Linked DNA regions of Homo sapiens: all the other regions are linked to region 2. Evidence: chromatin loops called from intact Hi-C (ENCODE). Cell type or tissue: endothelial cell of umbilical vein. All regions are shown on one strand. Region 1 overlaps COMETT (cytosolic oncogenic antisense to MET transcript). Region 2 holds the start of MET (MET proto-oncogene, receptor tyrosine kinase). Region 3 overlaps MET (MET proto-oncogene, receptor tyrosine kinase). Region 4 overlaps COMETT (cytosolic oncogenic antisense to MET transcript). Region 5 has its middle 38 kb from the start of TES. Region 6 overlaps MET (MET proto-oncogene, receptor tyrosine kinase). Region 7 overlaps TES (testin LIM domain protein).

Region 1 (4,000 bases), 56 kb after region 2:
GCTCAATATATGTGAGTCACTATGTGAAGAACTTGAAGAATAGGCTCTCATCTGGGTCTCAAGACTACTTCTGAGGTTCTTTCTGTTTTACATGTAAGGAAGTAGAACCTAAAAGAAGAAGTCGTATGATAGATATCCTATAGCCAGTAAGTGTCAGAGCCAGGATACAAGGCCAGGTTTCTCTGAATCCAGGCCCAGGCTTACCTAATACATATGGCTATACTTTTGTGTATGTTGTTCCCTTAATCAACTAACTTGTAATTCCTGGTGACCAGGAGTCACATCTTGTACTGCTTGATGCAAATCACTAAGCTCTCAAATCACTAAGTACTAGACTGTCTGCATTTAAGTATTCAATCAGAATCTGTTGAACAAGTGAATGCTGAAGTCCACTTAATGGTCTCTGAGGGGCTTGGAGAAGTCGAAACTCCCATATTTACCAAATAAATATGTTCTTGTACTTAAGAAAATACAGCTGCTTAACTCAGTTGGTTCGAGCGTGATATGAATGAGGCCAAGGTCATAGGTGTAATTCCCTTGTGGGCTGTTTCACTTGGGACACTTTTTATGCTCTCAATCTTAAATAGAGTTTCTGGCAAATGCAAATACATACAATTTTCCCCAAGGGAACCAGGGAAGAAAAGAAGAAAGAAAGAATCGGTGCCAATTCATCACTACTGCTGGAAAAACAACTTGAATAATATTACCTACTCCTGGTAGGTCACTGGTGTGCTTTATGTTTACATATGAAGAATTGTTCATAATTATGATGTGCTGTGCTTGAATTTGTTATACTAAAATACAAATTAGGACACGCACATTAAATAGAAGAGCATATATTAATTTAAACAAAACATTAAAATTATTTCTTGAAGACTTTATAGCAGAAGAAAATATCCTTGATTCTCTTAAAAATGAATTTGATTTATTCATAAGAATACCTTTACTAAATTAGGTGATATATTCCTGAAGAGTTCTCTAGTCATTGCGTTATAAGACATTTGCTTTTGGAAGAGAGAAAAGGAAGAAAGAAACTTAGCATATAATGTATTGTGCTGGAAAGGTTATGATGGTTCAGGACAGATGTTCCCTTAATATACAGCTTACTTTCTGTGTGATCCAGGATGATTTATTTAGTCTTTCTGTGCCTCAGTATTTTACCTGTTAGAATATCCTGTGGACCCTACAGGGTTGTTCTGAGGGTCTAGTGAAATGATCTGAGTGAAGCACTTCACACACAGGTGGTCTTTTAAAAAAAAGTTCCCTCCCCTCTTTATGTCTCAAAACACTTCCGAGTTTATTTCTCTGAATTGTAAGTGGTGTGAATAATTAGGAAAATTGTTGTGAAAAAAGTGGTATCATTTAAAAAATACCTGTGTTATGTTAACATCAAATATATCTTTTAAATGGTTGACATTTGTTCCCAAGAAATTTTTATTTTGGTTGGTTCTCCATATGGGCAATTTTTGTTTTAGAAATAAGAAAGTATAACTTCCTGTAATGATTTTGCCTTTCCTTTTGGCAAAGGTGAATTTTAGTTTTTTTCTGATGTAATGTAAATGACATTGTAATGCAAACAGTAGGCTCTTTGAAGAACAATAACTTCTCAAAATGGGCTTTGGAATGCAGAGGTTTTCATGGCACTAGCTGCTGGAACAATCATCTTTGTGAGTCATTCTACAGAGTAGAGTGTAGTTCATCTCCTTATCTGTAAAGAATAGGCTTCAAGATCAGGCATTATGTGTCTGCTTGGGTCAACTACCCTCTGTGTAACACCAATATTGTTCTCTTCAGCAAACAGGCAAATTGGCATCTTTGGAAAATTAGATTAATTGCAAACTCCAAAGGAAAACGGATTGACTAATGCAAGACTCAGTGCTTGCCAAATAAGGTATTTGGAAACGTTCATAGAAAAGAAGGACTCAGCCCACATCAACCTCTGGGCACCCAACTCTTTTTCTTTCCAATGATTCCATTCTTCAGCACAGAGCTTACATTGTGCTGAGCCTCTGTCCTCTGAGTGGTATCTATTAATCTCTGTTACTCATATTCTCATTTTTCTGACTAATGTTGCTCTAAGAAAATTTAGCAGAGGAAAAAATAAAAATATAGCCTGTGAGGGGAGTGATAAGGACAAATATATGAAATAGATGGAAGAATCAGAAAAAAATTCAGAGTGGAAGCATTAAGATGAAGAATTTAGGCAGTACAATTTGTCATGAGTTGTATTAACCAATAAAGAAAATGAGAAGTTTGTGGATTAATATTTTAAACTCATATCCTGAATTAGAAGCCAGCAAATCAATGCCAGGAATGAGCACATGTACTCTCAATTAGCAGGAGGGGGAAAAAAAGTGAGTTAGTTAATCTGCTTTAGAACCTACCTTGGTTCAATTTTGCATTCTGATCAAACAATTTCAAACTAGTTGTCATTTACTCTTAAATTGCTGGTACAAGAGGTTTGCTGTAAATAGAAGTACTAATTGCACAGACTTGAGCCAAGCACACATACTGTATGCTGGGTATATTTGTCTTTTGCTGTATAGCTCTGCCAACGAACCTGCTCCTGCTGTTTCTACCCTTTCCATTCTTGGGCACAGCATACTCATTTACTAAGCTCTCTGGTGTGCATGTAGGTGTGAAGGTATGTGTGTGTGTGCATGTGGTATGTGTGTGTAGATTCTTATAAATAAATAATAGCATGAGCATTCAAAACAATTACCTTTCATTTGTTCTTGGGACTTCAAATCCCATTTCTCCAAATGGGGAAGCCTACTGTGCTAGCCTAATGAGCCACGGATGTCCTGTTGTCATTTTCACTCTTTCAAGATGGCTTTTGTCTCTCTTCAGTTTCACTACTTTCCATAAAAAGTACAAAGGGATTGGCTATTATATTGCTCTCTATTCCCACCTCTCTCAAGCTACTGCTTGTCACTGAGCAATAACTGAGAGAACTCTTTATGCGAACTAGATGGAATTACTGATAATCGGGGGTTGGGGGTCAGGTCTCAGGTTGGGGCAAGACTCAAAGCTGTGCTGAAACTGAAAAGGGCATAACCACCTAAATCTAACTGCATACATCCTTCCAGGAAATTCTTGGAATGTGAATTTTATAAGTTATGAAAGGAATTGTAAAGAAATGATTTACACATGCCGTATACCAATTGGCAGGAGATGATGTAGTGTTCTTTTCTTATTTCTTAAAAAATCCAGCTTACTAAAAATATTTTCATAATGTAGATTCACTGCAGATCGTCAAGGATGAGCAAGTACATGGATGAATTGACACTGAACCCTGTTTTGACAATTTCCAGGGGGAGGCATCCTCATGCCCGTTCCCTCCATCAGGGGAGAGGTTAAACTTCCAAAGCCAGTGCATTAGTGACTGTTTACCTCAAAAGTATTTTGTTTTATTATGACATGCAGTATTCATCACCTAGACAACCAGCTCCTTGGGAAGGGCGTGCCAATCAAAGAAAGTCAAGATAAAGCTCAGAAGTCAACATTGAAAGTACAGGATTCAAATCAAATTAAAGAAACACTACTGAGATTGCTAACCATTTGACTTGTCTATTGTGTAGGTCTCAGACACCAGGAAACATGACTTTGCAGATATTTCCTCCTTAAATGAACCATCTGTGTATTTACTGGGTCCAGAATTAGCGTCTTTCCAAGTTGTTAATAAACTGAAATCTTTGACGCTACCTTCATCATGTAAATGTATTGTTTTCTGTAGTCAACTCTAAGGTCACAGAGGAGACTCCTAACAAATGAATTCTGTCTGGACACAAAGGAAAAATCGGAATTGGCAGATACTCTCTCGGTTACTCCCTGGTTGCAGTTAATGAGCAGCCTGTTCGCCTGCAGCCTTTAGACAGGGAACAAGGGGCACAGCTTTTCCCACTTTATTGGTTACTGACTGGGAAAGAAGGATTCCACTAGCACTGCTTGGCTATCAAAGCTGGGCAATGTGATCCTCTAAGCCACATGTTTAGGTAAG
Region 2 (4,000 bases):
TATGAGCTTTCGTATTGACTGGCTATGATTAATCTGGTACATTTTTTATCATGAAGATAAACTCCATCAACTAATTTTGAAAGCATGTAGTATACATCTAATGTAAACCCCTACTGCCATGTATCAAGAACAAAGCAATTTTGAAAAAGCAGTAGTCGGCAGACTGTCTTCTATATGCCACAAATTCCATCATGTTAAAAGCAAAATATATTTAAGTTAATAACTATAGCTTATACACCATTAAGTTTGAAAACGGAATAGAATTTTTAAAACAGCAGTACATTTTATAGGCTATCAGACACATTTTTGTACTACCAAAATTTCTTATGAATGATGTAAATTTTCCCTCTGTTATTCAGCAGTTCAAAAAGAATGAACATTGAATACACCACAGACTTGCAAATGATAGGAACCAAAGTACCTCACTTATGTTCCATTATGGAAGTTTACACGTTCAAAACAAAGCTCAATTAGCTTAGATCAAGGAAGGAAAGCTATGTACCTGTAAATAATCCAAGCACCACTTACACTGTTTACATAAAAATGCAATTTATGTCCCTGTAGCACAGAGAAACATGATGTACATCATTTTCAGATCATCTTCATGCAGAAAAAATTCATTAGTCAGCTATAATAGTTTAGCTGTAAGGGAATATAATGTTTTTCTGAATCCATTTGCATGGCAATGTGCATGTGTCTGGCTGATGAAAGCGACAGAATAAACCCCCACCCAAAGCTACAGAATGTGAACAGTCTTCTTAAAATTCAAGAGAGGGTCCAGATAGTCTATATTGCCTCCAACGTCAGTTCTTACAATCCTCTCACATTCATGGACCATCTTAACATAGCAATTAAAGTATCTTGATTATTTTGCCTAAGAGAGTTGACAATATTTCATTCTGCCCGAGGGCTCCTTTGAACATAAAACTGTGATAAGGTAAAATACACTGGGCAACTATTCATGCGTGAGCCATTGGAGCCCTCTCCAACTGCCAAATTAGCAAATGGCTCTTTTAAAACATGAAAGATATGAATGGGAAACCGTACTTCGGAGTAAATTCTGCATTGACAATAGTCAGGGAAAGTACTTTCACTGGTGCTTTAATTATCGGGTCAGCACTACGACTGGCCACATCGCTCAGCCTCTGGTTATAATCTATTTCACCTAATAAGATAGATGTCCACCACAAGCCCCAGAAAGAGATAAGGTACGATGGAAAATTGATGGATCACAAGCCCCGCGTGATTGCCAGAAATGAATTCAGACTTTCACAGAAACACCTGCCCCTTGGAAGGACCCCAACATAACACAGATAAAGCAAGGCTGGGAACAAGGAAACAGCTCGGCTCAAACCTTGCCAGCTGCATCACGGTGGGACGAGGATGACCGGATCCCTTTTGTAAGGGCTGAGTCAGATCCCAGCTTTAAAACTTGCTGGGCCGTAACAGTCACACATCACCCACTGTCCCAGCGCCCCTCTCCCTCCTAAGTCATACAGGTGGCCATCAGAAGCAACCCCCTAAAAAGACAAGCCCCATTCTAGTTTCGTCCTCGCCGTGGCCACGTCTCTTCAGTTTCCGAAGCCCCTAAACTCTAGCCCACCTACGTGGTTTTGCCCCCTGGAACAGCAGTCAGGTCTCTTAGGGGAACAAAGAAAGCAGAACCCCTGAGGCGAGGGATTGGGTACTGGATCTGAAAGGGGCTGCAATTTTACCTTTCGGTGCCCAGGAACCAGTGGAGAAGTCAGCGGCGCAAGGACCACACGCGCGCTCCGCGCCTCCCCGCCTCCTCTCAGCAAGTCAGCTGTCGCCCCGCATCTGGCTCGCGCCCTCCACTCGGCTCCGCATCTGCTCACAAAGCGCTCGGGGCGCCGCGGGCGGCGAGGGCCTCCGGGTCACCTGCGGCCGGGCTGAGCCCAGCGCCCCGCCCGCCCGCCGGCCGCACTCCCTCCGCCCCTTCCCACACGCGCGCTGCCCTGCCAGTGACTCAGCCGGGCATCGGCGCGCGCGGCCCGCGGCGGCCCGGGCGCGTTGGGGCCGGAGGCACCGCCAGGCGACCAGACTGAGGCGCTCGCCTGCCCGCCCCAGCACGTGTCTGTCTGCCTCGCGTGCTGTCCGTCCCCTAGTCCGCGGGTTCCGAGGACCGCTGAGGTGGGGACTGGCACCACCCAGAGGGAAATCGGCCCCCGCCCTTCCTGCCGTCCGCGCCGCGCCTGGCCCCGCGGGGGTCGCGTTTCCTCCCGCCTCTGCCCCGCCCACGACAAGGTGAAACTTTCTAGGTGGAGAAGTTTTCTCGCCCTGGCTGCGCGCTCTCCTCCCCCAGCTCAGGCAGTCTGAAGTTAGCACAGCCGGAGATAAGCGGGACCGAGTCTCCCCCTCCTGGCGCTTGGGAGGCGAGTGTCACCCCGGGCTCAGATGCAGGGCGCGCACCCTCCTGGCACCCCGCTCGCTGACCCCGGGAAGGGCGCGAGCTTTGCTCTCGGCCTCTCCCACGTCTCCGCTAACCGCCCCGCGCCCACCCGGGTTTAGAGAGATTTGGGCACCGCAGAAACAAGGAGTTCATTGTTAGAGGCGGAGGTAGAAGTGGATGGACGAATTGTCCCAATGATTTCATTATGCAACGATTATCCTCTACTATAATAACTCAAATTTCTGCAAGGAAGAACAACAGAGGAGTTTAACCCTGAGGAGACTTCCATTTCTTTTTTTCTTTTTTTTTTTTTCCATAGCCGGAAGCAGGCTGATTAAATAACTGGGCAAATAGCGATGAATAAGCACAACAGAACAAAAGTTTAATTCTTGAATGTTGAAATCTTATGATGATTTTTAAAAAAGAGCTTTTGGGGCCTCGGTGAACTCTATTAGGAGTAATTGTGTTGGGATAACTTTGTATTTCGCTATAAAAATTGGCACCTACAAGAGTAAATGAACACTCAAAGGTAATAGGATCTAAGGAACGGGCATTGCCGGTTAGAACTTGAGTTCGTTCCGGCTCTCATACCAACTTGTTCAATCATGGCAATAGATAATGAGACATAGATATCTTCGTTATTGAAAGTCATGGGTTAAAATAACAGTTACTATGCAGGTTCAGTTCTTATTTACTACAGAATGAAACATAGAAAAATGTAGTAAGAATAGTTATCATTTCCCAAGTGCCAGGCACTTGGAAATGATAATGTAACCAGAGGTTACATAAGAGTGATTTCAGTCCTCAAAAGAGATTACCTCTTGATTCCCCAGTTTTATGGAAAAGGAAAGTTCCCATTACGTTACTAAAGTCTTGCATTGAACCATTTTGCAGGTAAAGAAACTGAGTCCCTAAAAGTTCCCAGGAGAGTCACATAGCTGGTTAGTAAGAGGGGCAAAGTTAGAACTTAGCTTTCAGCCCAGTCAGGTGTCCTTCACACCATACCAAGAGGCCTCAGCAGGCTAAATAAACAACGCGGCCTGACTGGAGATTTCCTGATACGGCATGGCATAATTTATCAATGACTATAGCTCATTAAAAAACACTAATTTACTGGTAATAAGGCACTGGGCCTATTTATGGACAGATCAATTACAGATTTTGGGTTCAGTAACAGCTTTCAATAAAAGATGAATAAATTAATGAATTTAAAAAGTTTTACACACACACACACACACACACACACACACACACAGAGCCATAGTTGTCTAAAGGAATGATTAGAGTGCTGTTTCTATTTCCTGGTTTCCATAGCAATATGTTAACTGGATTTTTAGATCACATTATGTAGTTGCCTTAACAGGTTTTCTGAGTTTGAGTGCCATGATAAAAATATAAAAGAAAAAATTTACAATTAAAGTTGTAGAAAGACCCAGAAAAGCCAATGCAAACTGGAAAATAAAATAGATGATAAATACAAACAACCCGTTGTGTATTTTCAGCACTGAAACTTTCTAGTTTCTAATAACTAACAAAATTTCAATCCAGTTTTGAAACTGTATTGAAAATCATCATTTCATTTATCAACTG
Region 3 (4,000 bases), 100 kb before region 2:
TTAGACATTTCTCTCTTTATCAATAGCAAAAAGCCATGCTTATGGTTTATTTTTGAATATACTATGTCCTTAAGAATGGAAGCAGTGGTAGCAGCAAAGGTAGTTGAGCAATTGCCTCGTCTCACAAAAATCCAGCTCAAATATAAGAAAATGAAAAAGATGCCTTTTGAGACACTACTATTTGTTAATGGAATTAATTACTATTGTGCAAAACCTATGGATTCCTGGCCAAGGGAAAAATACACATATGATTAGAAATAAATAATGGCTATATTCCCAAAACTGAAAGCTTTTCACATTAGTGGTAAATTCTCCACTGTGCAGTGATGGCACTGGATTTAGTGTTACTGTTGTTTAGAGAAGGCAGGTTAGATCTCGGTTAGTGGACCATCCTTGTTGTTTAGTTAAGGACACTATGAAAGGGGTAAGCATTCTTTATAAGTTGATCTTTATAACCAAAGCTCTGTAAGAACCTCAGGCAAAGTTCCCTTTTGCAAGGAGAATTTTTTTTTTTATTTCAGGGGAAGAAATGGTGCTGATAGTCAATTTCTTAATGCCAAATAGGGCATTTCCACTTTCCCTTTCTCTTTCCACTGGGAATTCACACATATCAAGGAGGGGGCATCATAGCCACAGCAACTGACATGAAGATAAACTAGGCATAGTATTGAAATGTATTAGTATGTAACACAGGGAGAAGGTTATGTGGGGGTTCCTCATTAGCACCAAAATGTATCATTTGTTTGCAAATAAGCAGGAGAATCAGAATCTGAGAGAAGGGCATAAAAAGAATGCTGTTAGTACCTTGACTATTCCTAATCCCACTTGAGCATTTTTAGTATTTTCTACAGTGGACAGTTTGATTAATAATAAATGAACTTGGCCAAAAGTGGTTCCAGAAAAGCGTTGGGCATCAATTACAGTTATAGTAGACACTAGCCAGAAAAAAGACAAGAGCAACCTTTAAAGAAGGATGTGGAACATCAGTGAAGTACCTGAAATGTTGGGTGAGTGAGGAAGGAAGGAGCCTAGCTGGGTACTTGCTCCCTTAATTCCAAGGAGTCAGGGTCTCTAAACCTTCCCCAGGGGATTGGGAATGCCAATCAGCCTCTCTAAACTCAGGTCTTTCATTCTCACTTCCTAAAGCCTTTGCATCTGGAGATCAGGGCTCTAAATGCTTAAGGGTGCACAGATTGAGGGAAATCCTTGGTGAGACATGGATAAAAGCCCTTTGGCATGAAAACGTGACTCTTCAGCTAAATTCCAACATGTGCAGAAACCAATTGAAACCATCAGTGTGCCACCCTGATGTCACACCACATAGCACTCTAGGTCTCCGTGAAAAAGTCTGATGAGAATGCTGTCCCCACCAGATGTAGAGAGGAAAGCTCTGCAGTTGCCTCTTCATTAGGTTTTGGCTGTGCACCTATTTTCTCATTCTCTCTAAATGACCCTCTTTTACCTGTTTTCTTTTCATGTCTCCAAGGAGCAGGCTCAATGGAGAAAAGAGTGTGAAACTCAACCTTCTTAGCAATGATGACAGAGCTTTGGTGAGTAAGGAGGTTCAAAGAAGATTAGGTAAGTTTTTTTTTCAAAGAAAATTTGTAAATTTTAATGATCTCAGATTAGAACTATGAAATGTGCATATAAAATACTAAATAGATGCACTAAATGTGCACATAAAATACTAAATAGATCTAAATTTCAAAACAATAAACTAGGTTTGATTTTTCCACACGGTTAAACGAATGGATTTTTAAAGGTGAATGGAATCAGGGCAAAGACAATGTTTACTATGTGTATCTCCATAGAAATAACATAAACTTCAAAACATAAGAGGTAGTAAGTGTTGAAAATGTTAAAATGTTAAGTGCTTCATTGCTCTTGAACTTGTTTGGATGAGCAACTTCTAACTTTTCCAGTATCCTCAATGATCTGTGACTCATTTTATTTGTCCAATGGTAAATATTCAACCAAGGAAATGCTTGTACTTGACTCACATCCTGTAACTTCTAAAGATAATGGAGCTGATACAATACAGACCTTTTGCTTTTACCAGGAGATTTAAATAAAACAACATGAAAACTCTGATTAACCTGAACATTACTAGGCATAGTGTTTTACAAAGCTGATGATATTGACCCCTCCTTTTTTTCATGGCATAATTGAAGGTTTTCCTTGGCTAAGTCTCAAAATACATTCAAGTCCTAGAATATGGTGGGAAAAAGGCTGTGTACTAACAGTTCATTGAAAACACTTCGAAGAATTACTAACAGTATAATTTCAATGTTTGGGCTTCAACAGGTAAAAAATGTAGCAGTTCCAACTTACATTTAAATAAGTATATTTTGTAACTTAACTCTTCCTGGATTGTAAAAGAGAGCTTCGCAATTTCTTACTATTGCACTTAGATGATAAACAAATTACTTTTGCTCAAATTAACCTTTTTGTGAAATGAGAGCTTATGGACTCTAAAATCATAATGTAATATATACATGGGTTCTTTTAAAATTAAGAGCCATGTAATTTTGTGTCAAATACTTACTTGGCAGAGGTAAATACTTCCTTTAGGTTTTTATAAAAATATAAATGCAAAACCAAAAATAAACAACAATGTCACAACCCACTGAGGTATATGTATAGGTATTTCTCAGAACAATAAACTGAAATATACCTTCTGGAAAAGTAGCTCGGTAGTCTACAGATTCATTTGAAACCATTTCTGTAGTTGGGCTTACACTTCGGGCACTTACAAGCCTATCCAAATGAGGAGTGTGTACTCTTGCATCGTAGCGAACTAATTCACTGCCCAGATCTTAAAACAGAGAGAAAGAAAGAGCTTGTTAAAGACGGCTATCATGGGCCCCAGGAGACTTTGACCCAGTGCCCAGAACTCATGGGTTTTATGGACTACATATAAGACAGCACACAAGAATCGACGACAATCTTAAACTGTAATGACTGTGTTCTTAAGGTAACTTCTAAAAATGAACAGTAACAAAAATGCACCTTTAATTTGCTTTCTCTTTTTCAGCCACAGGAAAAACCCAAGTAGTAATAACAGTGCTGTTGATATTGAGACAACACCAGCAATCAATCCTGTGAAATTCTGATCTGGTTGAACTATTACTTTTCCAAGGACGGTTGAAGAAATTGCTTGCTTCCACTAAAAATGACAAATAAAGAAAAGTCAGCATTTAGCCATGATAGATATTTGTACTACACAGGTTGTAGCACTTTGGGTCCCAAATACCAACTGGTTATTACCATTCTACAAATGGCATAACTGCCTTCAGGATAATAAGAGATTCCTCAATTATGCTCCAGTGTTCAAATAATTAGGGGACACTGATCCCTTAAGTACTTATGTGGTACTTAGCTGTTTGTATTTGTAACTAGGTATTAGGGATAAAAAGATGTACAAAAAACAGGAACTGAAGTATAGAAGGGGAGACAGACATATAAATAAATGATTCCAGTACAGTGTGGTATGTACCATAGAAGTATGACTAAACAGTAATCAACAGAGACAATGGGACATTAATTCTGTCCTGGACGGTGGGGTGGAGGGCAGAGAAGACTTCCCATAAGAGGTAAATAATTGTACTGTTATGATGGAACAATAAAGTCTCAGAATATTTTTACTTCAGTTTTGATACACAGCAGAAATCTTTGAAGTCCCTTCTGGCTCTAACATTTTATGATTTTTAGGATTTATGGTCCTTCTGAAATTCCAACTCTGATCTCATGATTCAGCCTTTGATTTTCTAATTTTTGTGTGTTTTTCCATTTTATAACTTCAGAAGACTTCAGGAACCCTTTAAAAATCACTTACTCTTGGATAAATGTGGGATATATACAATGGAATATTATTCATCCACAAAAAGGAATGAAGTACCGACACAGGCTACAACGTGGATGAATCTTATGTTCATCCACGTGGATAAACATTATGTTAAGTAAAATAGGCCACACATAAAAAGACAAATATTGTATGATT
Region 4 (4,000 bases), 81 kb after region 2:
GGCTCTGAGGCACCTCTGCAGCACCCTGTAACACCATGGGATTTAAAACCTCCGGAAAAATAATCCTTTCAGCTCACGCCGGGACTGTATTCTTTTAACTGGTATTTCCCTTTTCCTAGATTTGGGAATACAGACATAAAACAGCAGGGTTTCCCTCAGTTTTATGAGATTGTTTTTCAATAGAATGCCAGAGGGATCAGTTTGAGAACATTGGAAATCTGATTCCTCTAAATACAAGAAAAAATGGTCATAGGAAACAGTGAGTTTCCTCACTTTGTCAATGCTCTTGAAGCAATTGTGAGTTTTCTCTTGTTGAGATGCAAGGCCAGCCCTGGGTGAAGCCAGAAGTTTATGCGTTATAAGGGCACCCCAGACCTTTCCATTAGCATATTACCTTTCTTTCTTGGTTAGACTAGGAACCTGATGCTCCGAGGGAGTAAGATTTGGTGGAATGTTGTAAAGTATTCGGGGGTAGGAGGTAAGAAAAGGAAACTTTATATGATCCACAGATTTTTGGATAGGTTCCTAAAAAAAGGGTGTTGGGGGATTAAAAAGTGGCTGCCTGAGAGGACACTTTGTCTACTTGCTTTTTTGAACTGCAAGGCCTGTTCCGTGAAGTGCCTGAAAATGGCTATAGGAGGATCACAGAGGCTGTCAGGCAGCCGGAACGTAAGTCCAGGCAGCTTGTGTGAAAATCTTGAGGTAACCCTGATGTTTCCAGGGGCCCCCAGTGTTCCTAAGCTGGAGAATAGGAGCATGAATGCCATGACTGCTGCAAAACTTATCAAGCAAAATCGACAATTGTCACTGCTTGTGGAATTCCCTTTCTGTTAAAAATGAACGTGATTTCATGGGCACATATTTTGGTGTAATATTTTCATGGGAATTCTTCTTGTGCTCTGAATTCTGATTTCTTTTAATCTTACCCTTCCCATTTTCCCCAGAATGACAATGGATTCATTTTCCCTTCAAGGTCTTCTAAATCTATCACCTCTTTCCTTGACTTTGTCGCCTGATTTCCCTTCTATAAAGTTCTCTTCTTCAGAGGGAGGGGCAGAGTCACGGCTGGCTAGATTGCGGTCCTTATCTCTGCCCACACTCCTTCCTGTTCCCTTCTCTTGCCAAGCTTCCCTCTTCACTCTGCCCTTAGCTCCAGACCTGGCTTTGGGCTATGAGCCTGTTCTGCCGTGTGTCCCTCAAGCCAGTCCCGTCTCCTGATCAGCAGTGCCCCAGATTCGCTCTTTCCTCCGACTAAACCCATCCCCTTATCTCCCTCCTCTTCAACCTGCTACGTTGCTTGACAATACAGGGGTTAAATCTTTATTTCTTGCCTTTCATTTGCATCCTTTCCTTAAATTATCTAAGGCAAAGACTTTTTAATATTTGTACTGGAGCTGTGTCACAGTAGCGATGTTAAGCACACATCAGAAGATGAAGTATAATGCCACTTTAAGTCTCTTTAAGAGACTTAAGAGGTTAAGGAGAATTGAACATTTTGGCTTCTTCTCAAATGCAGAGAACAATTAAAAGTGTCCCCAAATAATTAACAGAAATTAATTTAGACTTATGAAAAATAAATATTATTCTCTTCTTAGAAGAAAATCAGAAGAGATCAGAAGCAGGGACTTAACTGATTATATAGCTTCAGTTCCTGAGGACGACCAAGTCAATCAAAATTATCATGCCATGCCATTTTGCAATGGATTTAATTATTTCTAATCAAATAATGGATTTATTTGCAATGGATTTGATTATTTTTAATCAAGCAGAAAATCTCCGAGTTCATCAGGTTTAGCTTTTCAAATCTGATGATCTGACACCTAGTGTTAATTTTGAGTACTGCTAAATATTTCACATAAAGTATACAGTACATTGAGTCTCCGTTTTTTATTCCTTTTCGTTTCTTCATATAACTTGAGAGATGTAGTCAGGTTACCATATAGTCTCAGGATAGATGTAGCTTACTTACTGGTGTTCAGAATGCGCAATGCGACCTGAAGTCAGGAAGCTGGGTCCTATCGTTGTGGGCCAACTGTTCCTATGACCTTGGGCAAGTTACTTTCCTCTTTTAGTCTGTGTGCCCTCAGTGGTAAGATGAGAATGACGGAACATATGGAATATATGATTTATCTCTAGGTCTTTTCCAATTCTGGAACCCTGTGTGTTATCTTTTTAAAGCAATAGTTATGTATGCCAGCTCTATTTTGAAGCTTGGAATATGTTCACCCAATAAACCAGAAAATGAAACAGTTGTTACTTGGAGGTGTATGGCTATTCTTTCACTATGTGAAATTCCTTCAAAACATGTTATAACAAAGAATTGAGACAAGATTTTGATGATTTTTAGTAACGCCATCTAATGGAGCTTTGGTTATCATAAAAATATTCTAGCTCTGTGCCGTCCACTCCTTAACCACTAGCCACATGTGGCTACTGAGCACTTGAAATGTAGCTAGTGAGACTGAAGAACTAAATTTTAATTTTGTCTAATGAAAGATTCATTTAAATGTAAGTAGCCACATGTGTCTAGAGGCTGCAGTCTTAGATAATATAGATTTATAGTGTATGGAAACATGAAAATTTCTTGATGAATTTGGGGGTGGTATTCACCAATATACTTAATTTACTTTCTTTACTGATTGGCTGTATATTAATCTTGTTATTTCACATTGACCATTTCCATTTTTGCCTGAATTCACCATACAAGTGCTTTGGGATTGATTCCATAATTGTGTTTTCTCTCAGGGTTTCAGCTATGTAGGTCTGGTTTAATTGAATTTAAATAAAGATGCTTTTTCTAGTTCACAAACAAAGATTGAAACATGCAAAACATTGAGAACATGCTGTCATGCTTAGTAAGATAAATTTCAAAGCCTAACCCCTGCAGTTATTTTTCTAAGCTAATTCTCTGTATTTGAGAGTTCAGGTTTAAACAAAAGCTAGGAGTGTCATGAGATATAAAAATATGTTATTTCCTATTTGTTATGGTGTCTAAAAAAGATAAAATACTTAGACAATTTCCTTAAATTTTATTTAACTTAACAAGTTAGCTTTCTTGTTAATGGGTACCAAAACATAGTTAGATAGGAAGAATAAGTTCTAGTGTTTAATAGCAGAGTAGGGTGACTATAGTTAACAATAATTTATTGTATATTTCAAAATAGCTAGAAGATTTGGAATATTCCCAACACAGAGAAATAATAAGTGTTTGAGTGATAGATATCCCAATTGCCCTGATTTTATCATTACACATTGTATGCATTTATCAAAGTTTCACATGTACCCCAGAAATATGTATGGTCATTATGTATCAATAAAAAATTTAGCTTTCTTAAAATACAGACTTTCTTTTTTTTTTCTTTGTTAAAAGGATAATGGTCTCATTCAAGGATTTTAATAGAAACCTCATCCCAGTTGACTAATTCCAAATTATTTATCATTCGCTATGTTTTCTTGTGTGCTCTTGCAGCTAAAATAAACTCCACTCATTTAACTCTTTCATTAGCATATACTCTGTCGTGATTTCTTCTGTTGCCTTCATTGAAGAGACTAATTCCTTCTGATAAACAACTTCTCTAACACACACACACACACACACCCCTCTAAGACTTAAGGCTTAAGGCGACTGGGAGCAATTTATTACATTGTTGTTGAAAGCATCTTTCTTAGTACGATGCATATGCATGGAAGGGAGGTCTGGCCTAAAATAAGTAAAATGACATGTGATTTATAAAGGTTGGGTGTAATATCTATAATTAATTTTATCTTTTTTACACCTAAGCCCACTCTGCCCCCAAACTTCTGCCTTATTATCAAATTACTGTGCAAAAAAAGAATATCACTCCCATATGTACGTCAAATATTCAGAACTAGTTACTTTGTACATTTTAAAATGTAAAATCCATATGGTTTTCTACCATCCAATTAAGGGATAACCCTTATGTATCCAGAAGAAAAACAGGTAGAAATGTCACCTAAGTAAGTGTTTAATAGTATTATA
Region 5 (4,000 bases), 500 kb after region 2:
GAAAACCAAACACCACATGTTATCACTTAGAAGTGGGAGCTCAACTATGAGAACACATGGACACGGGGAGGGAACAACATACACAGGGACCTCTTGGGGGAGGGTTGGGGAAAGGAGAGTATCAGCATAAATAGCTAATGCACGTGGGGTTTAATACCTAGGTGATGGGTTGATGGGTGCAGCAAACCACCATGTTTGGTGCACAAGTTGACCTATGTAACAAACATGCACATCCTGCACATGTATCCTGGAACTTGAAATTAAATTAAAAATTTTAAAAACAATGACCCAGCACAAAATGGTTCCAAAGAAGATTCCCCCAAACATAGTGAATATAAAGTAAATCACCTTCCATGATTCTGTAACTGGTGGGTGACAACACATGAATAGTATGTGGGGAGAGGGATATGTGGATAAGCTGGGGAAGCCACAGGGGCACATTGTCCCAAAATGTACATTTTGTAAGCATAAAATGTATAAAATAAAAATGGGAGGAAGAAGATTCTCTAAACTGATGAGTTTATGGACCTTCTTGAGAATAGTGATTTTAAAGCCCTCTTAGTTCCCCATGTAACCCTAATGTCCATGTAGGTGAGCTGGGGCATAGAGGTTGTGCCATGTGTGTGGAACAGATGGACAGATACCTTTGTCTCTTTGGCCTTCAGGGTCTCCAGGCCCAGAACAGCCAGATACTCTAGGCTGGTCACTTCCAGATCTAAGGGTATCATTCATTTACCTCAAAGTATCAAAACAAATAGCATGTTCGATGTATGCCGTATGAAAAAACCTGGGAAGCACTTTAACATACTTGCCCTGTTCTGTTCATTTCAGTCAGCATCTCTTGACACTCAACTGTTAATTCTCTTCCTTTCACTTGTATTGCTCTTTTCTCTCTTTGTTCTGGGAGCAAAGGAGGGAGGGTCAAAGGCCCCTGTGGAGCAGGCAGGTTAAGTAAATATTTGTTTGTGGATTTAAAAATTCTGACCTTAGGGATGGAGTGGATATCCTTGCTTTACTTATACAATTTTAGATAAACAGTAATTTTGATGCTGTGTTATGGTGATTTTCTAGCTTAAGTTTCCAATCAAGTAGTAACTTTTTGGAAAGAAGGAGTGTTTGCTCAGATGATAGGAGGGTGTTGAGAGGGAAGATGGAGATTGAAGCCGGGTGTTTTTGATGTTGCAGATGTTTATTTTTTCGTGTAGAGTTCTACCCGCTGGAGCCAACTTCATGAAAATAGAAAGTTTCCAGCATAGTACTGACACGTAATTGACACGAATCTTTTGGATTGAATTGAAGAATAAAATAATAAAATTTGTTGTTTTTTAAATTCAAAAGATAATTTCTTCTATACCCAGTAAGACTTTAAACTCAATGCAGCACTAATCTCACTGCTTCTGCAGCCCCTTCCTGAAAGGGAAGAATTGAGGATTTTCCTCTGTGTGTAGTATAATCTATCAAATTTAGCATGAAGACACTGAAGACAAAGGCTTTGAGAATTTAACAGTATGGAAGAGTTTTGCTGCCACCCAATGGACAAGCGTAATATTTTTTCATTATTCAGTAATAAACAATTTCCTCTTACCTCACTGAACATTCATATACAACTGTAGTAATTATTTCAACAAACATACTTGAATTGCAAATTACTTTTTAACTTTTAATATTACTGGTGTATGTGGTTGTGTATATGTGTGTTGAGGCAGTAGGAATGCAGTGTGTATGAGAAAATAGTTTGGCTAATTTTAATTGAAGCATACTGAATTGTTTTCTATAATTTTGTCTAAATAAAATTTAATAAAGGTTTCGGGGCACAACAGATGACTTATAATTACTGAGCTTTTTAGCTCAAAGAACTCTGAGAAATTCTAATAAACCTATGAGTGAAATGAAGAATTAGAAATAAGTGGGGAGACTGGGGAAATAAACAGGTTGAAATTAAGAAAACCGGGAAAGACACTCTGTTTGTGTGCATGTGTGCGTGCCTCTGCGTGCATGCATTTGTGCACACATGAGAGAGGCATATTTGACCACTGAGCTAAAAATATTAATAGTTGCTTTTGTCTGCTTTTACATTGTATTTCTTTAGAGTACAGGCAGGGGTTTATTTTTGCCTCTTTTACTCACTGATGAAGAATGCCTGGTGTATTGTAAATGTTGATAAATATTTATTGGATGGAAAGCATGTGTCTACATGAACTCTAGAAAACAGAAGAAACAAAATGACTCATAATCCCACTTATAATACAAACAACATTAGTATTTTGAAGACACATAACTATGTAGCTTGCAGTTTACAAGCTCTGTTCTGTTCCTTCAGTAACCTGTGAGGGTTGGAGGAAGGTTTGGTTGTAAAATGTCTCATCCACATATTTTTTCTGGGATATTTTCCAGATTCCAGGATCTCCCTCCATTACCAGTTTCTCTGTGGGTCATGCTCTGGCATTTCTATTCATCCATTCACCTATTCTGAGGTGTGGTTGCCCCAATATTATTACATACTTTTTTCCATTGGATCCATGAGACCTCTTGTCTACTTTCATCCTTCATCCTCCACAAAGGCATCACACCTGATTTTCTAAAAATATGTGACCTCTTTATTTTAGGATGAGAGAAATTTTAGAAAGGAATTACAAGGTTAAAAGGGACCATATTAAAGTCCTAGTTAACCTGGAGTTTTCCTCAAATCTCACAAGTTAAGGAACCAAAATAACGTAGGGCTTCCTAAGAACGGGACGTCATGGATGACTCCCATTCCACCTTCCAAAGATGCGCAGCCAGTCCTCACCTTTAAACCCCTGTGTGCCCTCCAGCTCCAAACATTCCATTCCTGAACATTCTCCATTCAATACTCTACTATCTTCCCTTGCAAAACCTCTACTGCTTTTCACAGGAAGGATCATCACTCCTTGGATCCACCTGAGTCTGAGATTCTGGGATTCGAACTGGTGGACGTTGATGCTCTTCTTCAGCCCTCTAAGAAACAGTGAACGTAGATCCTCCTTGCAGGGCTTTCTTTTTAATCCTTTCACTATGAGAACATGGGTCTGCCATTCTCTTTATTAGCTGACTTATGATCTAAGGTACCTTTCCCAAGAGCAAATGCCTAGGATTGGCGATGGGAGGTGAAAATATGTGCATTACCATTCAGATGTGCAAGAAAAAAAAGTAACAAAGTAACCAGTTTATTTTCTTTATTTTGAAATCATTTTGCTTACAAACCCCCGTCTTTACCAGTGGGGATTGTGGAATAGATATAAAATTGTCAGTTAAGTAGCTCATGCTCTTCTGTTTTAAAATGGTCTCTTTTGTTAAGCTCATTCTTTCACATATTCTCTTCTCCTGCCTCTTACAAAACCCACGGCAAGGCTGAGGGGGAACAATTTGCTTTGTGCTTTGTCTCTATCTGCGACTCCCACAGAACTTGGCTTGGATGTTTTGGCATCAAATCTCACTCTGATAATATAAAGGCATATCAGTCTTTTGATGACACATAACTGTGTAACATGCAGTTCACTGGGGCCATGGTTGAGGACTCCATACTGCTGCCACTTTTAATGTGTCTTTAGGTGGTACAATTTGTGGTCTGTTCTCTTGGCCTTGACATGGTGAGGAGATTGCTCTGGGGAACTTGGTCACCTCTGTTATCTGATCAAGTCACCTCCACCATCTGGTTCACTATTTCTGGCTTAGTAGAACTTGCCCAAAGATATAGCTGTGACTCTCATTCAATCCCTGACATGGGAAGTTGATCCCAAAGCTTTGTGCTGTATGTAAATTAACTTTCTCCTTATCCAGACTCCCCAGGTAAGCTCATGCTATCTGCCTTCTCCCATACATGGGCAATTCTGTATCATTTCTTGTTCCTCAGGAGACAGGCAGAAGATGTAGGACTACCCTGCTCCATGTGACGGGACTTGTTTATCTGCTCTTGCTGTTCTACTGTTCCCCAAGGTGTGAAGTGGAGCACCCATTCAATTGTTCTCAGGTTTGTTCTCAA
Region 6 (4,000 bases), 110 kb before region 2:
AAAGAGTATTCAGATTTTAGCCAAACTCCATTTGGGCATTTTCTAGAAAGAAAACCCAATCTACAAGCAGGCAAGTTTTTGGTCGCAGGTTTCAACATACACATAGCTCATTGCATGCTTTTGGAAATGTTCCATGTCAACATTCAAGATTGCGCTGTCCTGGAAGTAAAACACTGTGCAAATTTATCCATGCAATCAGTAACCATTTCCCAAAGCAGCATTATGTACAGATTATTCAGGTTCAGCCTTTATGTAGCACAAAATAGTGTCTTTCGATGAGAGTGAGAAAGAAATAGCACCATCCTATCTGCAGAAATCTATGTACATTTCCAGTCAAGTATCTGAGTGACTGTGGCTATGGTGGAAGCCTTGGCCTCTGTGCTGTCTGTGTGTGTTTGTTGGGGAGGTGGGGGTATTGTTGCATGTATGTGGCTGTCAAGAAGCTTAGAATCCCAACACTTGCCCTAAACATCCAAAATTTCATCAGGCTCTTTTTTTATAAATCAGCTTTGTTGAGGTATAATTTATAGATCATAAAACTCACCAATTTTAAGTGATTGGTGATGTTTAGTAAATTAAAGTGATTAAATGATGTTTAGTAAATTTATATAGACGTGCAGCTATCATATCATCACAGTCCAGTTTTAGATCATCTCAACATTCCAGAAAATTCCCTCATGTCCATTTGTGGTTTATCTTCACTCCTTCTCTTGGCCCCAGGCAACCACTGATTTGTTTTCTGACTCTGTAGTTCTGCCTCTTTCTAGAAATTTCATATAAATGGAACCATTCAACATGTAATTTTTTTATCTGCCTTTTTTTCACTTAACATAATGTTTCTGAGGTTTATCATGCTGTAGTAGGCATCAGTAATTCCTTTATGTTGATGAATGGTTTAGTCCATTGTATGGACACACCACATTTTTTTTTTATCCATTCACCCGTTGATGGACATTAAGATTGCTTCTGGTTTTTGGCTATTATGAAGAAAACTACTGTGATCATTCATGTACAAATCTTCATGTGGGCATATGTTTCATTTCATGTGCTCATTAGCTAGCTATTCTTACGTCTCTTTGGTAAAATGTCTATTCAAATCTTCTGCTTACTTAAAAAAATTGAGTAATATTGCCTTTGCTATGGTTTGAATGTGTCCCCCAAAGTTCATGTGTTGGACACTTAATCCCCTCCCAATGCAACAGTGTTCAGAGGAGGGATCTTTAAGAGGTAATTAGGTCATGAGGCTCTACTCTCATGGGTGAATTAATGTCATTATCTTGGGAGTCAGTTCATTATTGTGGAAGGGGGTTTGTTAGAGAATCTGTTCACCTCTTGCTCTCTCTTGCACTCTCTCACACCCATGTGATGCCTTCCACCATGTTATGACACAGCAAGAAGACCTTCAGCACATGTGGCCCCTTGATCTTGGACTTCCTGGCCTCCAGAACTGTGGGCCAAATACATTTCTGTTCATTATAAATCCCCCAATTTGTGGTATTGTGTTATAGCAGCACAAAACGACTAAGACAGTCTTATTATTGAGTTGTAAGGGTTGGCTCTGGCTTCTTAATGGCAGACTAACCCTCAAGTCTGAATGAACAGTATGTTCTTGGAGGATGGGTTAATTCTCCCTATCTTTTGCCTTCACCTGCCACTGTCACTAACATGTCCCCAGTCTCCCTCTCTAGCACCCACTTCTTTCACCTCTTTCAGAATCTTTCAGGATCAAAATCCCAGGCATTAAGCTCTACATGGCACTATCACTTTCTCTTACCAATCTCATGCATGCTGAAGTCCTGGTCCTCCACCATGACCTATGACCTACTTACTCATTGAAAACAAACTCCCAGTCACCTCGTCTTATTCTCTAATAGTTCCCCTACCTCCTCACAGGAACTGAAACTCAGCTTTCAGTTGAAGTCACAATTTCTTTGCAACTCTTGCCAATAGGGGTCACACCTCTCCCTCTTGCTGATTCACAGAGAGGTGGATGAGATGACTTCTTGCTTCCCATGCCACACTCAGATCTCTGACCCATCATCTCTCAAAAGCTACCAACCCTTTCTCTTCAAGTGCATGTCCCCCATGAACATTATTTTCTGACTACTTTGTTTGCACATTTTCCTTTTTTAGTTGTCATCCTTAAGGACTGAAACATCAAATGTTTCTCTATCTTCAGACATCACAGTCCTCTGACTTACAACATGTGAATAGAATAAGTGTACTCTCCATTCCATTCAACACCTGTGCTCCTAAGCACACTCTAGACCTCCAAATCACTCAAGTTACTCAGCTTCCAAGACCCTTCTGGTGTACTGAGTAGCAGTGGACTCTGTTGAGCATCCAATTTCTCCTTGAAACTTTCTCTTACTCTGACTTTCATGGTGGTCTTTGCTTCTGGGTCCCTTACCTCACTGCTTTTCTCTTTCACTTTATATATGTAGTTGAATAATTGCTTTTGGACTACTGAATAATTGCTTTTGGACTCTCAAAAGCATATTCCCAGCCTTGACCCCTGCTATGGACTGAATTGTGTTCCCCGGAAATTCATATGTTGAAGCTCTAAGCCCCACTGTGACAATGTTTAATGATGGGGCCATTTAGAGGTAATTCAGTTTAGACAAGGTCATGAGGGTGGGCATTCATGCTGGGATTAGTGCCCTTCTAAGAAGAGATACTGGAGAACTGACTCTTATTCTTTTAGCCATGTGAGGACACAGCAAGAAGGTGGCCATCTATAGGCCAGGAAGAGAGCCCTCAATAGAGCCCAACCATGCTGACATCCTGATCTTGGACTTCTAGCCTTCAGAATGGTTAGAAATACATTTTTGTTGTTTAAGCCAACCAGTCTGTGGTCTATTGTATGACAGCCCAGGCTGAATAATACATTTTTTACAAGTTGCAGATTCACATTTTCAATTGCCTGATGGACTTCTCTGCCTGGACATTCTACTCCCAAGGCAAACTCAGTGTGTTTAAGGCTCAACTTGCTATTTTTGTTCTGAGTCCAGCTTTTGCTTCTGTGCTTCATATATGTGTTATTGCATGAGCATATATCTTTGCTAATCTTTGACTTTTTATCAATTCCTTGGTAAATACTTCTGATTCTACCTCTGAGATGCTCCTCCTTTCATCTCTTCCTTTCCATTCTCATTGTGTCTTATTTCAAGTTCCACTTCTCACTTCATCTTCCTGCTTCTACTCCTTTCAAGTTGTCTTGGAGAATGATTGATATGGTTTGGATTTGTGTCCCCATTCAAATCTCATGTTGAATTATAATCCCCAGTGTGGGAGCTGAGGCCTGGTGGGAGGTGACTGCATCATGGAGGTAGATTTCTCCCTTTGGTGCTGTTCTCGTGATAGAATTCTACGGAGATCTGGTTGTTTAAAAGTGTGTGGCACCTCTCCCCTTGGTGAAAGCTTGTCACCACCTTGGTCCTGCTCCTGCCATATAAGATGCTCCCCCTCCCCCCACTTGGTCCTGCTCCTGCCATGCAAGATGCCTGCTCCTGCTTTGCCTTCTGCCATGGGTAAAAAGCTCCCTGAGACCTCCCCTTAGTGCTGGGGCTTTGCCAGGTGGGGCTGTGAGAAGAGGGCCACCATCCTCTAGACCCCAGAAAGGTAGATCCACTGACAGTTTGCACCGTGTGCCTGGAAAAGCTGCAGGCACTCAATGCCAGCCGATGAAAGCAGCCATGGGGCTGAGCCCTGTAGAGCCACAGGAGCAGAGCTGCCCAAGGCCTTGGGAGCCCATCCCTTGCATCAGCGTGCCCTGGATATGAGACATGGAGTCAAAAAAATTATTTTGGAGCTTTAAGATTTAATAACTGCCTTGCTGGGTTTTGGACTTGCATAGGGCCTCGGACTTGTGTAGGGCCTGGAGCCCCTTTGCTTTGGCCAATTTCTCCCGTTTGGAATGGGAGCATTCACCCAATGCCTGTACCCCCGTTGTATCTTGTAAGCAACTAACTTGTTTTTTTATTTTACAGGCTCATAGGCA
Region 7 (4,000 bases), 450 kb after region 2:
TGTGAGGTAGACAGTTGAAACCCATTTTCAGATGAGGATACTAAGGTTTACAGGGCTAAGTAGCTTTCCCAAATTCACACAGCTAATAAACGCCAGGGCCAAAAACTGAACCCAGGGTTCTAAAGCTGATACCCAACTTTAATGCAGTTCTGGTTCTCAAAATGTTTACTTATTGGTACTAAGGTCTAACTAACTAAACAAAACTGATCAGAGAACATTAATAACACTGACCAGGTACTTGCTATATGTCAGGCACTGTTCTAAACATTTACATGTACTACTTTATTTAATTTCACAATAATCCAATAAAGAAGTACTATCCATGTTTTGCAGATTAGATCTCTGAAACCAAGGAGCAACTGTTGCCAAATTACTGAGTAAATATCAAAGGTGGGATCCAAATCTATGTCTGGAAAAGTCAAAGTCTGCGCTGCTTCCTTTAAATTCCCTAACTGTTAGAGAAAAGTGGGCAACAGTGGTCCACAGGATGATCCTACCCTCTGGCTTAATTTTATCTGGTCCATGAGAAAGTAACAATGAATAACATCACTACTGGTTTACCTGGGACATCTTAAAAGAGCTGTGGAGTTAGGCCACTGAAATCTGTCTTGCCTCTTTTTACCTTTAAATTCTGCCAATTATCTTGGGATAACCTTCTATTCCATTACCAAAGATAGAGTCTAACACATATTATTGGAATGTTCACAGAATATATTTTCCATTTGTTGCAGTATATAAAAGGTAATATTTTGTAATTCCCCTTCAAAACCTTAGGCAACTTGCCATTTCCCAAAGAAATGAGTTTTACATGTCTTCGTTTAACACGGAAGTCACATGACCCGGCTGGAATGAATTTGGAGAGGCCTATGTTTCAAAGCTAACAGAAGAGTGACCAGATTAAAAAAAGGAAACCCTAAATATCAAGTAAGGGATACTGCAAAGTTAACTTTCCTCTACAGTTTTTCAGAATGACCAAAAACTACTCTGCTTTGAAACGTGTAGTCTGATACCATACAGAATATCATCTCAGAATACTCTTGATACATGAAAGATCTTCAGAAAAGTATCCTCAAGCCCCTACATTCAACTGTCCCTCTATAGCACACGTGGTAGACTGAAGTAATGGTCCCAATCCTTCATTCCCACGTAATAGTATTCAACATCATATCCCTGCCCTAGCCTCATAGTTGCTAGACTGGACTTCTCTCCTTGACTTCAGAACTGGACATGTGACTGCTTTGGCATAAGAAGAGGCTTAAAAGGTGCTCCTGCAGTTGGGCATGACCTTTACTGTTGGCTTCACTGATCTAAGAAGGATGAAAACCTGGCAACATTGTGGTCCCAGTCCACAGCTCAGAGTCCAGACCAGCCTAAATGAGCTAGACTCTACTGTGAAATTTCCTCCTCTCTCTCAATAGATGACACAATGTATTAAATAATCATCACAGTTAAGGGAGATCAGAAACTCTTCAGCTGTGGGCTAGGGTCTTATACTAGCTCAGTGACATACCTCTTTAATTCAAACCTGTACTGTGGAAAAATTACAAATTACTGCAGCTCATCTACTTTAGCTTTATTTTAGAAGAGACAAAACTGAAAATGTCAAGGGTGGTTTTACTGACTTTTCACAGCCAGGTACCTTTGGTTCATGCTATTTCCTCTTTATGGAATGCTTTCTTTGCCTAATGAAAGCTTCTTTATTCTATAGGAGGTGTTTCCTTGATAAAATAATCGCAACCCACACAATTAAAGTTAGTTACTTCTGCTTCTAAGACTTCATAACAGTTGTTTGTATTTCTATTATTGCTGTGCTACTCAAAGTGGCAGTTCACAAAGTGTAAGTCACTAGTCTGTGATGAGATAGGCAGAGAAACTGACAGTAGGCAATTAGGAACTACTATATACTTAAAGTAATTTTGTGTCTCTTGCATTTAATAATTTTTTTAATTGGCCCTGTATTTGTCTTTTAAGTAATAAATTTTTATTGTGTTTTTAAAAATATCAACCAATGATTAATTTTTGTTTATAAAAAGGTTCCTCATCCCAGATAAGAAATTGTATTATAGCACTTATGTCATTCTATCCAGCACTGTAGTTAACTTACACATCTGTTTTGCTCACTCATCTTCCTTCCTTTTTTAAAAAAAAATCTATCAAAGGTGACATCGGTATTTTGCTCAAGAGGTGATACTGATAGATATGGAGTTTAGAGTCTGTAGTTTTAAATCTAAACTGCACTTTTAATATTCTCTACGAAAAACAAAGGGTAATTTTTTTAACCCCCAGTTATTTTTATTGTAGGCCAGTATCTCATAAAGGAAAAATCAGATCCTTGATCCTTACTTTGTGACTCATTCTGTTAAGACTGTCACGTTGTGGTCATATAAAAACAAAAATCCACCTAACATCTACATGGTCATTTTTCAATGAAACATGATATCACTTTATCATCAAACAAAGCAAGGGAAAAGTTCATTGTGGCTAGAGATGCATTAATGGACTCCTTATCAAGGCATTTCTGCTGGGCTGAATGCCATCTTTTCTGCTGGGCTCGCTGCTCAGATAAGCTATGCAATGAACACCCTGAAACTCCTGTTTACAGCTTTTCACAGTGGCCAGAATGTCACAATGATAAACACAAGCTGAATCACTCATGGTTTGAGGATAATTCAGCATTTCAGATTAAGTATATTTACAGAGTAGTAACTTTGCTGTCATTCAGCAGATGAGATCTCAGCAATCCCCACTAGGCTGGCTTCTAATAACGCTCTCCCACTTTAAGCCATGCTCAAATCTGAGCCGACTCCCCACCATTCTAACAGACTAAGGAACAGAGAAATTGGCAATTCTAAACTATGCTTTTTTACTTTTTTGAATTTGACCAAAATAAATACAGTGATACTTAGAAAATTATAGTCATGCATATCCTTATCGCTCTAATTCCCCATTATCTAACTAGAATGTTAGGTAGACAGGGCACTTAGAACTGAAAATTGACAAAACCATGCTAAATGGCAGCTCTTTTGTAGGAGAGTCAAAGATTGTAGTTGGGCAGTTGAAAAGCATAACCTCTAAATTTAATCCTCTAATAGTGCTTGAGGCAAATTTTAAACATGGATATTTACTCAAAGAACAGTAGTGAAGTTATCAATTACCAAATTATTTTTCTTTAAAATCCTGAAAATCTGCAGTTTTGCAATGTTTTTGATTAGTCTTTTGTTTCCTTATCTTCCTCTCCTAGAAAAAGTTGATTTCATAATTAATAATATAATTTCTCTGGATACCACCACCTTGTAAAAAGTAAAATAATTTCCTGTATATTAATGATTTAATAAACAATTCTTTTAAAATCATAATTTTGGTTACCATGGCAGTAGTTACCAAACAAAAATTAGCTATGACTGCAAACAGGAAATCCAAGAATGACTCTTTTGTAAGGCATTTGTAGGCAGGGAGAAGACTTATAGTTTGTGTATATTATAGGTGTAAGTCTATTTGTATAGCTTTATGCATTCATAATCTTTTTCACATTCTAATACATAAAAGCTGCTTTCTCATTTTCCCATCTTTTACATTTGCTATTACTTAAGACAAATGAAATAAGAATCCCTAATTACAAAGTTTGCAAAACCAAGAATCAAGCCCAGGGATCACCATCAAAATTGCTCACTGTCTGTGTTAGAAACATAGCGTACTGCTAACCTATCAAGAGTTCACTGACGGGTATAATTCCAGTTGTGCTTACTTTCAATATTTACATTGCTCTATCAACACTTGCAATAGCATAATTCTATGATACAAGCTTAAGTTCAGTGTCATTCTTGTTCACAACTATAACCCCAGAGTCTAGAACAGTGCATGGTACGTAAAAAAGCACTCATATAGTTTTTTTTTAATCTTTTAAAATTATTTTAACAGCCTTATTTTGAGAGAGATAACTTTTAAAGAAAATAAATGTTCCATTATTTTTCATTTTCCCATAATTAAATACCAAGGTAAG

Evidence for each region. A loop is a pair of places that touch in the nucleus more often than their neighbours do. Peaks named below come from ENCODE experiments on the same cell type or tissue, not always from the same donor. Only the 100,000 strongest peaks of a DNase experiment are listed, where the experiment ranks them.
Region 1: it touches region 2 in a loop (5-fold over the local background); 6 of 110 quality-filtered maps call a loop at or near these places.
Region 3: it touches region 2 in a loop (4-fold over the local background); 33 of 110 quality-filtered maps call a loop at or near these places.
Region 4: a loop joins it to region 2, with 8 times the contacts of the local background. A loop is called at or near these places in 43 of 110 quality-filtered maps.
Region 5: a loop joins it to region 2, with 3 times the contacts of the local background. A loop is called at or near these places in 9 of 110 quality-filtered maps.
Region 6: a loop joins it to region 2, with 6 times the contacts of the local background. A loop is called at or near these places in 36 of 110 quality-filtered maps.
Region 7: it touches region 2 in a loop (1.9-fold over the local background); 3 of 110 quality-filtered maps call a loop at or near these places.

Annotation. Positions count from the first base shown.
Region 1 is chr7:116,614,594-116,618,593 of GRCh38, reverse strand. The region is part of intron 2 of COMETT (cytosolic oncogenic antisense to MET transcript); the gene reads left to right. Among named protein-coding and RNA genes, the nearest start is that of MET, 56 kb to the left of the region's middle. In endothelial cell of umbilical vein, no CTCF peak of the experiment used is centred here; DNase peaks (open chromatin) are centred at 1,743 and 3,603; H3K27ac peaks cover 2,235 bases.
Region 2 is chr7:116,670,293-116,674,292 of GRCh38, reverse strand. MET (MET proto-oncogene, receptor tyrosine kinase) reads right to left here and starts at 2,097. Exons shown (of 21, transcript NM_000245.4): 1 at 1,716-2,097. The region is part of intron 1 of COMETT (cytosolic oncogenic antisense to MET transcript); the gene reads left to right. RefSeq lists silencers at 1,930-2,119, 2,180-2,309, 2,440-2,489. In endothelial cell of umbilical vein, CTCF peaks have their summits at 2,125 and 2,405; DNase peaks (open chromatin) are centred at 642, 902, 2,032 and 2,312; H3K4me3 peaks cover 2,672 bases; H3K27ac peaks cover 2,511 bases.
Region 3 is chr7:116,770,664-116,774,663 of GRCh38, reverse strand. It overlaps MET (MET proto-oncogene, receptor tyrosine kinase), which reads right to left. Exons shown (of 21, transcript NM_000245.4): 13 at 3,010-3,166; 14 at 2,675-2,815. Among named protein-coding and RNA genes, the nearest start is that of COMETT, 85 kb to the right of the region's middle. RefSeq lists a cis regulatory region at 1,961-1,974 and enhancers at 1,896-2,040, 1,195-2,394. In endothelial cell of umbilical vein, no CTCF peak of the experiment used is centred here; DNase peaks (open chromatin) are centred at 2,013 and 3,503; H3K27ac peaks cover 1,877 bases.
Region 4 is chr7:116,589,776-116,593,775 of GRCh38, reverse strand. All of the region lies in intron 2 of COMETT (cytosolic oncogenic antisense to MET transcript), which reads left to right. Among named protein-coding and RNA genes, the nearest start is that of CAV1, 67 kb to the right of the region's middle. In endothelial cell of umbilical vein, a CTCF peak has its summit at 1,845; DNase peaks (open chromatin) are centred at 185, 1,125, 1,835 and 2,065; H3K27ac peaks cover 1,746 bases.
Region 5 is chr7:116,170,753-116,174,752 of GRCh38, reverse strand. No RefSeq gene overlaps it. Among named protein-coding and RNA genes, the nearest start is that of TES, 38 kb to the left of the region's middle. In endothelial cell of umbilical vein, a CTCF peak has its summit at 1,536 (motif pointing left); a DNase peak (open chromatin) is centred at 1,522.
Region 6 is chr7:116,784,881-116,788,880 of GRCh38, reverse strand. All of the region lies in intron 19 of MET (MET proto-oncogene, receptor tyrosine kinase), which reads right to left. Among named protein-coding and RNA genes, the nearest start is that of CAPZA2, 76 kb to the left of the region's middle. In endothelial cell of umbilical vein, a CTCF peak has its summit at 1,936 (motif pointing right); a DNase peak (open chromatin) is centred at 1,940.
Region 7 is chr7:116,216,847-116,220,846 of GRCh38, reverse strand. All of the region lies in intron 1 of TES (testin LIM domain protein), which reads right to left. Among named protein-coding and RNA genes, the nearest start is that of TES, 8.3 kb to the right of the region's middle. In endothelial cell of umbilical vein, no CTCF peak of the experiment used is centred here; DNase peaks (open chromatin) are centred at 2,496 and 3,546; H3K27ac peaks cover 2,843 bases.